Regions from separate parts of the Mus musculus genome. Here region 1 is linked to region 2. Evidence: chromatin contacts called from ENCODE Hi-C data. All regions are on one chromosome and are shown on one strand. The core of a region is the stretch at or near the end of the contact, and the rest is flanking DNA. Distances in the headings are between cores, read along the strand shown. Region 1 holds the start of Capn11 (calpain 11). Region 2 has its middle 22 kb from the start of Rpp21.

What was found. Hi-C counts contacts between places; a loop is a spot of excess contacts on that map.
Region 1: a map of T-helper 17 cell shows a loop between it and region 2 (6-fold over the local background). The contact joins the promoter of Capn11 here to the enhancer-like site in region 2. A Hi-C loop is called at or near these places in 3 of 37 maps with a recorded cell type or tissue (T-helper 17 cell and T-helper 2 cell).

What each region holds. Positions count from the first base shown.
Region 1 is chr17:45,657,844-45,664,018 of GRCm38, reverse strand. It overlaps Capn11 (calpain 11), which reads left to right and starts at 4,710. Exons shown (of 22, transcript NM_001013767.2): 1 at 4,710-4,774. The coding sequence starts at 4,759. It overlaps Tmem63b (transmembrane protein 63b), which reads left to right. Exons shown (of 24, transcript NM_198167.3): 19 at 350-512; 20 at 1,051-1,156; 21 at 2,095-2,262; 22 at 2,450-2,565; 23 at 2,716-2,796; 24 at 3,039-3,842. The coding sequence ends at 3,230.
Region 2 is chr17:36,233,182-36,239,410 of GRCm38, reverse strand. No RefSeq gene overlaps it. Among named protein-coding and RNA genes, the nearest start is that of Rpp21, 22 kb to the left of the region's middle. Within about 2 kb of position 1,995, at least 1 of the 3 ENCODE cell types and tissues checked has a DNase peak (open chromatin) inside an H3K27ac peak, as active enhancers do.

The DNA of each region.
Region 1 (6,175 bases), core at 3,461-5,960, 9.4 Mb before region 2:
TACATCCCTGGAGATCTCTTGAGAGTGCCATTGAAATTTTCTGTGGAAGTCTCAGCTCTCAGCAATTATTTGCTGCACATGCTGGTGGCCTTTTGTGGCCTTGAACTCGTTTTTTCAGGGCATGCCATCTCTAGGTAGGTCTCTGGGCTGGCTTTATTATTTTGATATTCTGGGGTTCATACTGTGGAAAGACTAGGGCACGGGTATTTGGGGGGGCCGTCTAAGCTGGGTGTGTACATGTAGAGGAGGTCACAGAGGGTAAGAGCATGGGGTGCTGTCATGCTAGCAGTGGGCAGACAGCCACCAGGTCACCCCAAGGGTGCAGTGCTGGAGCACCTGCTGCCCTTAGGTGTGTGTTCCTGCCCGACAACGGCGCTTTCTTCGTGAACTACGTCATTGCCTCAGCCTTTATCGGTAACGCCATGGACCTGCTGCGCATCCCAGGCCTACTCATGTACATGATCCGGCTCTGCCTGGCGCGCTCCGCCGCTGAAAGACGCAACGTGAAGCGGGTATGGCCGCCTAGGGCAGCGGCAACACGCACAGCGCCCTCTGGTGGCCTAACCAGAAACAGCAACAGTCAGGCTCGGGTGGTGGGCATAAGGATACTGGGACTTAGGGACATTAGTTCCCATCTGAAGCCTCAGCTTTCCCACATATATAGCGATGGGTGGACATAGGTGATTAAGAGGTCCTTGAGTTCTGAGAGCATAGTGTTATGTACTTGGAGTTGGGAGAGATGTAGCTCCCTTGATCTAGGGTCCTTCTGCCCTCATTCCACAAGAGGGCGCTGGAGAACCTGTCCCCTAGTTCACTCAACTTTTGCCCCCACCTGCCCATGTCCCATCACTGCCCTGCCTGGCCTCCCTTTCAGCCACAGCCCCCTCCTCCCACCTGCTTTGCTGTCCCCGCACTACCCCCACATTAGGTCCCTCACTCCCGATGGCTCCATCCCCAGCCCTAGAGTTCCTGGCCACCTCCTGCCTGCCCTGCATCCCTGCAACCTGTCCCCTCCACCCTGAGCCACCCTCCTGCCCATGTCCCCCCCAGCATCAGGCCTACGAGTTCCAGTTTGGCGCAGCCTACGCTTGGATGATGTGCGTCTTCACGGTGGTCATGACCTACAGTATCACCTGCCCCATCATCGTGCCCTTCGGTAGGCACCGCCGCGCCGGGACCTGGGCCCTGCTCGGGGGAACCCAGGGCCTAACCCGCTCCACTCTAGTAAGGCAGGCCACCCTGATTGGACAGGGCCCCGGCTGGGAGACCGGCCCCTCGGGCCTCCCGCCTGGTTCCTGGCTCAGTCTAGGGCCAGGCCTTGGGGGAGAAGGGGAGAGCAGTCCTATCAAGGTTTGGCCCACCTGACATGCCTGGTCTCTGGTCAGGCCACCCACCTCAGCAATATTTCCTGGTATTGAGGCCTTTCTTCGGGTATACATGAACATATCTCCCTCTGAGTTATTAGGCACATATACACACAGTCCAGTACCCAAAATCCACACTTGTACACAGATTTCAAAATTCAAGAAAACCCCTTGGATTCCAGAGTGGGCTAGGTAGGTCTCGGACATGTCCCAATGCAGGCAAGCCATGTAACTTGGGCAGGTCTCTCTTCCACTTAGAAGGTGTTCAGCTAAGTTTCTCGTCGACCATGATCCCTCAGTAGAGCCTCTACCTTCCCCCAGTAGCATCCTGACTCCCTACCCACCCTCTGTGGCTGTTGAAGGCTCCAGACTCTTAAACTAACCTCCTTGCCCTTGTTTAAGGCCCCCTTGGCTTTGGGGAGTAGAACCTGCCCTTTAGTTTACACCCAACTATTTAGGAACAGGGGTAGAAAAAAAGTAAGATGGGTTTCAAAGGCTTCTTGTTCATCTAAATAAATGGCTCTCTGGTGGTCGTCATGGGGGAAGGGGAGACGAAGGGGAGGCTGCCGGGGTGAAGGGACTGACATGGGAGAAGCTGCAGCTTTCAGTTCCGGCAGGACAGGGAGCAGGGACCAGCCCTTCAGCCATCTCAAGGCCAGGTACAGCCTGTGGTCCACACGCAAGGGCTGTGGGCGCTGGTTCCGAGGTCAGGGCCGTTGGCTTTCCCCAGGGCTCATGTACATGCTGCTGAAGCACCTGGTAGACAGGTACAATCTCTACTACGCCTACTTGCCGGCCAAACTGGACAAGAAGATCCACTCGGGGGCTGTGAACCAGGTGGTGGCTGCGCCCATCCTCTGCCTCTTCTGGTTGCTCTTCTTCTCCACCATGCGCACGGGTGAGGGCCACCATCCCGCCTGGGACCAGTGTCAGGGACAGAAGAGCCTCATGGTAGAGAATGCCAAGGGTCTCAGTGAGGTTGTGTGGGTGGGATGAAGGAGTCAGAGGTAGTGAGCCCCTTGGAGGAGGCGGCGGGAGCCCCGTGGTGGAGGAGGCGATAACCGCTTTGTCCCTCCCTACCCCAGGTTTCCTAGCCCCCACGTCTATGTTCACCTTCGTTGTTCTGGTAATCACCATCGTCATCTGTCTCTGCCACGTCTGCTTTGGACACTTCAAATACCTCAGTGCCCACAACTACAAGGTATGGGGCAGGAGAAAAGTGGTGGAGTACGGCCGAGAGCGAACGTTTTCTGTGGGGGTGACATACAGGTCCAAGGTGGGGCGAGGGTGTTGGGGCACGATCGGGGCTAAAAACAGGAATATTTCCTCCCCTCACCATGGACCCCTTAAGATTGAACACACAGAGACAGATGCCGTGAGCTCCAGAAGTAATGGACGGCCCCCCACTGCTGGCGCTGTCCCCAAATCTGCGGTGAGTGTCTTACTACACAGCCTAGGGTCAGGGGGGAGGGCAGTGGGAAGGCTTTGACCTGCAGACTCAATCCCAGTAGTCCTCCACAAAAGCCAGCCTGTTCCTGATCTCACGGCAGTGAATGCCAGAACTACTCCTACCCTGGGGCACTGCCCACTACATTGCTGGCAGGTCCTACCTGCTCCCACCTACCCACCCATAATGGACAGCTAGTCACCTTACCCCTATTCCTTTCCCTTCAGAAATACATCGCTCAGGTGCTGCAGGACTCAGAGGGGGACGGGGACGGAGATGGGGCTCCTGGGAGCTCAGGCGATGAGCCCCCATCGTCCTCCTCCCAAGACGAGGAGTTGCTGATGCCTCCTGATGGCCTCACGGACACAGACTTCCAGTCATGCGAGGACAGCCTCATAGAGAATGAGATTCACCAGTAAGGGGAGGGAGGGGCCCTGGAGGCCACGCCCTGCCCCTCCCCCCACCCTCACGGACACTAAAAAAAAAAAACGCTAATAATTTATTAGAACTAAAGCCCCCTCCTCCTACCCCATCCCCTGCTTTCATTAAGGTATTTAAACCTGGGGATTTCACCACTCTCTCCCACCATGGAGGGAGAGAGGGAGCCCCCCCAACCTCAGTGAGGACAGCCCCGAGCAGGCCCCGGGGCAAAGAGGGGTGTGGAGGGAATACCCCCAGATCAGCCTCACCACCCAGTAGTGTGGCCAGGAAAGGGTTAATGAGAGCCAAGGTGGGTACCTGGAACCATGGCTGGAGGCCTGGGGAAAGCAAGATCAGGAGTTGTCACCCAGTCTCTTTCCTCCCCTTCACTGCCCCTGGATCTGGGCCTCCAGGGACTTGGAACCTGCAGCCCTCTGGGATGCAGGAGAAGGGAGGGGTGCACAGTGTGGGGGAAGAGTCAGGCCCGAGCCAGGGGTTGACCCCGGGGGGAGGGGGGCATGGCTGACACTGGAAAATGGGGTTTTTGCACTGGGTTTGTTGGTTTTTTGTTTTTGTTTTTGTTTTCATTTAAAATAAAAACAAAAGCTGTGAGTTTGCTTCTGGTTGGCAGTCCCTCCCTGGAACCCCATTCTCTGTCCTCCAGGAGGACCTATTTGCCACCCCCAGCTTCTGCTTTGTCAAGGAGGGGTCATCAGGAAAAGGCTCTGGGCTAGGGGTCAACAGAGTGAGCTCCAGGACAGCCAGGGCTACACAGAGAAATCCTGCCCTCGAGAAACCAAAAAAAAAAAGCATTTGTCAAAATGTGAGTTCAAGCCCTGAGACCCACGGTGGGAGAAGAGAACGGGCTCTGAAAAGTTGTCCTCTGATTCTCACATGTACCCCTGGCAAATCGGTTTCTACTCACACAGGAGGAAGGGGAAGCAGAGGAGGGGGAGGAGGTAATTTATGTCCATAATCTCAGCACTTGGAAGGTAGAGACAAGGAGGACCAGGAGCCCAAGGCCTTAGCTATGGAGCAAGTTTGAAGATAGCCTGGGATACATGTTCTCAAAAAAAAAAAAAAAAGTGTGGGTAAGAAGTGAAGCTGTAACCAGGGAAGATGTGAGATGGCGGCTTTTTTGTAACTAGGAAGCTTTTCAGGATAGAAGTGCAGGCTGAGGGTATAGAAGTAATTACTTCTAGAAATCATAGATTGAAAGGGAGGGACTTGCCCCAGATGGCAGCCCCGGTTGGGTGCTTGTCCCCCTGTCCCAGTAAGGACAGGCCTGGATTCTGGCAGATCAGATGGGCCAGAGCAAAAGAGCCAAAGGAGAAAGAGAGACAGGCAACAGCTAAACCACCTTGCCCCTGACTAAAGACCCCCAAACTCCCTGCATTGGAGAGTTCTGGGCGGGGGAGGGGTGGTCTCTGCTCCTCGCTCCCCCCCACCCCCCAAGAACCTTCAACTGTCAAGGACTGTGCTAGGTGCTAGCTGTTCTAGGTGTTCATCTGATAGATAGCCTTCAGGATGCTGAACTACTCAGGTAAGGCACTCACGGGGCCTGTCCCTCCTATAGATTCCCCTGCAGGGATGGGGCCTGGTCCCCCTGAGGCCTCAGACTGGGGTCTCTCTTATCAGACTGGCTGCTCTGAGAGTAAAATGCTGATTTCTTTATCAGGCTGTTAGGGAAAGAATAAGCAGTTGGCTTTTCTCCTTTATTTCACTGAAGTGTTGGCGTGGGTTGGGATGGCCCATACCCCTCCGTCATAGCTGTCTGGGGAAGGCTCTGTGTTAAAGCCCATCGGCCATTAAAGATATGGTAAACCTTAGGAAATGGAGAAAAATCTCTCTCAAGCCTAGAAAAGCAGCCTTCTTAGTCCTGAGATATCAGGTCCTAAGAAACAGAGCAAGCCCCTTGAATAGAGTCCAGCTACCTCACAACCAGAGGGGATGGGCTGGAAGCAGTGCAGGGAAGAGCAGCTGAGAAGCTGGTGGGGACAGGGTGGGGGCCGGCTAACTTCAGCAGCAGAGGAGGAGTGTGGCCCAGCTCTGACCCTCACCCTCAGCCTGAGAGGGGAGGAAGCCAGGCCACTCTGAGGACAAAGGCCCCTAGACTCTCTGCCTCCTAGCTTCTGTGACAGGCTAGTAACTTGACCCCTGAATGTTTTTAGGCTTGAAGGAGACCCCAAACCTCTGAAGTTTTCTGAGACAGTATCTCAGTTTCCTCCGAGTTCTGGAGATCCAGCTATCCATTGATTCCCAGAGTGTAATGTAATAATAGTTTTAAGAATCACTGGGAGTGGGCCTGAGAGATGGCTCAGCAGTTAGGAGCCCACATCGCCCTTGCAGAGGACCCAAGTTGGGTGCCCAGCACCGGTGTTGGGTGGCTAACTACTGCCTCTTAACTCCAGCTCCCAGGAGATGCAATACCTCTACACTCCGTGGGCATTTGCACTCAAGTACTCATAGACATAATTAAAAAGACATCTTTTTAATCACGGAAAGTAGGGATCAGGGTGTAATTAAGTTGGTAGAGAGAGAGAGAGAGAGTACTGCATGCATAAGACCCTGAGTTCTGTCCCCAGGACCATATAAAACTAGTGGGAAGACAGACTTGTCATCTGAGCACACAGGACACAGAAGCAGAAAGGTCTGGAGTACAAGATCTCCTCAGCTACATAGGGAGTTTGAAGCTAGCCTAACTCTACATGAGACCCTGTCTGAAAACCAAAAAAAAAAAAAAAAACAAAAGCAAAAAACACAGTATTCATATTCAGTGTTCTTACCACAACAAAGAGTATGTGAAGTGTTTGAAATAAAGCATCATCTATTAACAAATAAAGAGACATAGGGGATTAGGGAGTAGAACTCTTAATTTTTTTGATTTAGAGACTAGCTTTCACCATGAGGCTTAGGCCTCAGAAACAGGATCCTCGTCAGCCAG
Region 2 (6,229 bases), core at 746-3,245:
GCCATTTTCTGGTGTGTCTGAAGAGAATGACAGCATAATCACGTACATTTAATTAATTAATTAATTAATTAATTAATTAATACTGTTAAAAAATCTGGTTATGCCAAATGGTGGCAGCACACACTTTTAATCTTAGCACATGGAAAGCAGAAGCAGGTAGATTTCTGAGTTTAGGCCAACCTGGTCTACAGAGCAAGTTCCACAACACCAGGGCTACATAGAGAAACTGTCTCTAAAGACAAAACAAAAATAAGGAAGCAAGCACACACACACACTCACATACAAACTGGTTATGAGAAATAGAATACTTGAGTAAACTAGATTAAATGTGCAATACACTTGCATGGCAGGATGTCTCCGGGTCCAAGTAGTTCCCTTGGATGGAGCACAGTCACACCGAAGTAAGTTGTGTGCTAGCCTCATTACAGGTTGCATGGGGACTGCAACCTGCTGCTTCTGCCTCTGGCTGTGTAGACCTGACTAGGAAAACACTCCTTATCTACATGGAAGATGAGTTCCTCCTGATGTCTCACTTGTCGGGGATGGATTCCCTTGCCCTATGGAAGATTTCAAAGTCTGCACCCACATCCTAAATGTCTCGAACAACAGAGATGCAGATAGCAATTACTTTTCACTCTGTGCCTCCCAAACTGGCAGACATATGAGGGTGCTATGAACAAGGGAACCTTGTACATAGCCTACCACCTGACTGGGTATGGGACCTGCATGTTAGTTCATTTGGCCACGCCATTTCTCATGGCATTCAATTCTTCCACTTAATAAAAGCAAATTCCAAGGTTCATACCTCAACTGTCCATGTTCAAAGGAAGCTTTCAGATAAGCTGCCTTCACATTCAACACCTTTGGAAAGCTCTTCTGCATACAATCTTATGAAAAATGACTTCAGTAGGACTCTAACTTAATGCTTTTATTGATTATTTGAAAATTTCACATGATGTATCCCAATCCCATTCACATCCCAGTCCCCCAAGTTGGCCCTCCCTTATACTCTCCCCCCCCCCCACACCAAAAAAGGAAAAATACCAAGTTTAATTCGTGTTGCCCATATACTTACTGAAGCGTTGTCAAACTCCCAGTGGCCAGCCTCTTAAAGATACCTGGTTCCTTCCTCACCCCGCCCCTGACAGAAGCCATCAGCTGTGTCAGGTCAGCATCCTTATCACAATTTTTAAAAGTTCTCTTCAGTGGCTTTTCTTTTTCTTTTTCTTTTTCTTTTCTTTCTTTCTTTTTCTTTTTCTTTTCTTTTCTTTTCCTTTTCTTCCTTCCTTCCTTCCTTCCTTCCTTCCTTCCTTCCTTCCTTCCTTCCTCCCTCCCTCCCTCCCTCCCTCCCTCCCTCCCTCTCTCTCTCTCTCTTTCTTTCTTTCTCTGTGGGCGATAAGGAAGAGGTTCTCACAGAAGCGTTCTATGTCTCTCATTCTCAGACTGAAATCATACATACCCTGGCCTTTATAGTCAGCAGCACGCCCTTAGGGCTTCAGCCTGGCAGTTTCTGGCTTCAGTATGGACCACAGTGTGGCACTCAGCAGCACGCATTTGGGACTTCCGCGGTTGCGGGCACTAGTTATAAAGTCCACCCAGATCCGCAGGAATCAAACCCGCCCTTAAAGTCTAGATCTGCCTGATGGCGCTCTGCGGGTTTCTCCTATGGCTGGCAGGCGTTCTAGCCCCCGCCACAGTCCTGAGCTGGTGACTGCGGTGTCCTGAGGGAATTGGCCTCTGCGGGGAGGAGCGGGTGGGTGGAGTGGGGCTCCACTGGGGAAGCCCCGCCCCTGCATCGCCAGCTGAACCTTCCGTCTCTTCTCCACCCGGGTCCCAAACCCTAAGCCCTGCTCCCCTCCTGGCCAGAGCACCGTCCTGGAGTCCTGGGAGGACGTCGGAGTTTCACCGCCCGCCATCCACAGGCTCACACTAGCTGTGGTATTCCCTCATCGCCGCCTCCGGACCCGCCTGGGCCTCAGGGAGCCCGGTATCATGGAACTCAGTTTAGTGAACCACAAGGAATTCCTGCCATTTGATAAAAATGCCCTGGCCCCAAGCCATGTGGCTAGAGCAGGAGGGGATGGAGTACCAAGAGCAAGAGACACAGAGAGCCAAGAATGAGGAGCAGATTTTCCAAGTGAACCCTGCTCTTAGCTACTACAACCAGCCCTTTATAGTAAGCAGCACGCATTTTGGACTTCTACAAGGCTTCTGGCTCAGCATGGACCACAGCATCTCAGTCTGTCCTAAGTTTTATCTTCTCCCCTAAAGATTTATTTATTTTATGTATATGAGTACATTGTACATTGTAGCTGTCTTCAGACCAGAAGAGGGCATCAGATTCCATTACGAATGGTTGTGAGCCATGTGGTTGCTGAGATTTGAACTCAGGACCATAGGAACAGTGGTCAGTGCTCTTAACCACTGAGCCATCTCTCCAGCCCCCGTGAGTTCACATTTTTAAAGCATCTTTCCAGGGATCGGCTCTTCTCTGATATTTCCAGGAAGACTTCAGGCTCTGCTGATTCCTCTGCTGCCTCCTCCGCCTGGGAGCCTCCATGGAACTCTCAGGCTCCTCAGAGCTACTCCTCAGGCTGCAGGCAGGAAAAGTTTGGGTGGACCTACTTGAAGCTCAGGATCTGAGCCCAAGTTAATTTGTCAAAGAGATGGTGGCTCCCTTTACAAAGCTCCTATGTGCTTGTTCCTTATGCAGGAGTCTGATGGAAACAACCTGCTACTTACAGTTTCCTTAACCCACTACTATCCAGATGTTGGCAGCACACACTTTTAATCTCAGCACTTGGAAAGCAGAAGCAGGTAGATTTCTGAGTTTAGGCCAACCTGGTCTACAGAGCAAGTTCCACAACACCCAGGGCTACATAGAGAAACTGTCTCTAAAAACAAAACAAAAATACCATGACTCTGGTACATGGTCCAGCCAGTTCTACAATTGCATTTGACCTTATGTTAACTTCATATTTAACCACTTATTGATTTGTATTAATCTTAATGTAAATTTTGTTCTTGTTAACTTTGTCTCTTAATGTTTCTGACACGGTTGTACAGTTATCACCACCTGACTCATGTTCTGTATCTTCACCATCTATTAGGTTATTTTGTGTCCCCATAGATGGACCCCCTACTGAGGTACACGAACTACTTCTTCTACATAGTGGGTTTTGTCATCTTGAAAGAGTTACAGCCTGCCTCAGTCCCTGACTGGAGATCTCTGAAAGGGAGCCATACACATCAAATAATAAAAACAATATAGAGAGCCATCAAGAAAGGCAGTCGCTCTAACACGGGAGGACCTGAGTTTGATCCCAGGGATCCACAGGTAAGAAGACGCAGGTCTCTTGAAATTTATTCTGAGGCTGTCACAGTACTTGGCGGAATACATGAACACACACACAAACACACACTCCCTACACACAAACATATCACCACTACCACCAGGACCATCACCAACACAAACAAACAAAGACACAAAGCACACCAGCTTTTGTTCCACATGTGACTTTTTTTTTTTGGGGGGGGGGGGGGGGTTTGAGACAGGATTTTTCTGTATTGCCCTGGCTGTCCTGGAACTCACTTTGTAGACCAGGCTGACCTCGAACTCAGAAATCCCCCTGCCTCTGTGTTGTGTCCGGCCAGCAGACCACAACCTGGGTTCTAGCCTGGAAAGGCATTTTGGAAACCTGGAAGAGAAGAGGGGCTAGGTGGCGAGAGAAAGAAATGTAGCCAAGACAGTTATTCTGATCAAAGCTCAAATTTTACTGTTGTGACACTCAGTTATGAAGGAAGGGGGAGGGGACCCGATTCCCGCCGAATAATCTCAGATCCAGTAGTAGGGTGAGCACGTGATGGCTTCAGAACAGCAAAGCAGCAGGTTTCAGCAGTGGGCGTGGCAGAGAGAATGAGCAGGAAGCTCCACCCCTGAGCAAGCAGGTTTCAGGCTGGGGGAGGGGAGACTACACCTCTGCCTCCCGAGTGCTGGGATTAAAGGCATGTGCCACCACGCCCGGCTCAACATGTGATTTTTATGCCCATTTTGGGATAAAGAGTGGTGTGACCACATCCCCAGGTCCCTCACCCACCCTCCCACCCCACCCACCCCATGAATTAACAGTCAGGAGTAGTGTGGGCACAGAAAGGAGTCTGGCTGTAGCTGAGTGCAAAGACAAAAAAGTTCTCAGAAGGATGGCTTGTGGCAAAGTCCTATCCCCAGGAAAGACCCACAGCCTCACTGCCCCAGGCCAACCTGACAACAGTCTGCCCTTTATCCACTCCCTTCCTACCCTTCAGTTCCCTTGACTGTCATATTGGTGAGGAGGACTTGGGACTGAGTAGAGTAAGAGCTGCAGGCCCAGAGACTTTCCCACAAGTAGCCTACATGTTTTTCCCTGCCCCACAATAAACAGCTTTCTTCAACTGCTTATTCTGACTGAGAGGGTGGAGATTTCTTCACTGCTGCCTGTTGCCCTTGAAGTTGGTCCTGACCTCTAGTGAACTGAGAAAAAAAAAATGGAACAAGAATTTTTGGGCAGTGTCAGCACTAGGTGAGCATTAAACTCTAGAGTTAGTATCTCAGTGCTAAAGCAGTGTTTTGTTTTATTTTCTAAGTTCCTTAAAAGTTGTGTGTCAGCTTTCCCACATAAGATACAGGGGTTTCTCTGGTGACTGAACTGACTTGTGAAGGCTGACTTGGCTCACCTTTCCACCTCTCTGGAACCAGGACAGACAAAAGGTTGAAGGGAAGGGGTAACCCCACCACGACCCTGCTATGTGGTTCAACTGGACCCCTCTCCTATGTGTGTATTAAGAGCTTGTGTACACCATGCTGGGAACACAAAGCAGAGACTGGGTTTGCGCCAAGGAGAGAAACCTTGCATCCCTTGGAGGGTCTCAGACCTCAGCCCTGACCACAAGCTTTTGCTCCACCTTCCTTTTCTGACCTTAAGGAGCAGAGTGTCCCTGGCTAGGAGGTGTGACCACACCCTCCTCATCCCTCACTCACCTACTCCACTCATTGACTGTCAGGAGTTCTATGTGGCATGAAAATCAGTCTGGCAGGAGAACAGGGAAAGGCTTTGATTCACTGCTTAAACTGGACTATTCCATGGGTGATTTTTACTGTGTCACTATTTCACTGCAGAGCAGCTGGCTGTTTCTGCTGTGATCCCAGGCAGAGCAGAGGTTCAGGATCTCAGATGCTTTGAATAGGACTTATAGAATAGTGAGAGAAGTTCTGGAAACTTGGTAAATACAGAGGGAGGGGGAGGGGCGCCGGCAAAAAGAGAGGAGGAGGACTGAGGACCCTAACTTTGTATCCTTCAGAGCTTAAAGCAGGAATAGAAAGTGGAATGTGGAAATGTCAGCCTAGGAAAAGACAAAAGTTTTCAGGCTGACCAAGCCCCTCTGCTCCCATCCACTCTGCTCTTCTGTATTCTGCTTCCCTCCATTCTCTCCCCTCCATTCTGCTCCCATCCACTCTCCCTATTCTCTGCCCTCTAGTCCTTCCTTATGCCTCTCCTCCATTTCCTCTTATTGTCCAACTCCCAAAAAGCAGAACTGCCAGCATCTTGAGATATGTGGGGAACAGGTGTGGTGGTAGTCCCTAGATGGCTCCCAGGACTGCAGCCATGTCTTATGACTTGCACCTGACTTCCTCAGACACCCGAAAATAAGCCACGTCCATCGTGAGAGCTGCACAGGCACACCATGACACAAAATCAGGCCATTTGACGAAGGCCAATGAACTGAGATTATGTGGACTGGGCTGATGGGGCATAGTTGAGGGGCTATATAAGGGATTGCGATTGGGGGCTGGAGAGAGATTACTGCTTGCATGTTGAAAGGATCCTGAATAAACTGCTTTGAGAAGAATGCTGTGTCATTGCTCTTTTCTGCTGGTCAAAGACAGAAGCGACAGAGATGTTTTAAGAATGTATTCAATATCTTCTGTAAATGTAGTGGAGGACATTGACTATGTCCTTGAGTTTTACAGTCACCAGAGCAGCATCTAATTTTTTTCAGGCTCCTGGGGAACCCCTGGGGAAGATTTAGTCCCTCTGTTCACCAGGAGGGCAGCTGTGCCCTTGGCTTGGATCCTCTTCTTGGAGTGCCAGTGGTTCCTGCTCATGGGGTAATCTCGGGTTGATAATCCTTCCCTGTAAATGAGGAAGAAATATCAATATTGCAAACCATGAACATTACCTGTTGCTACCAC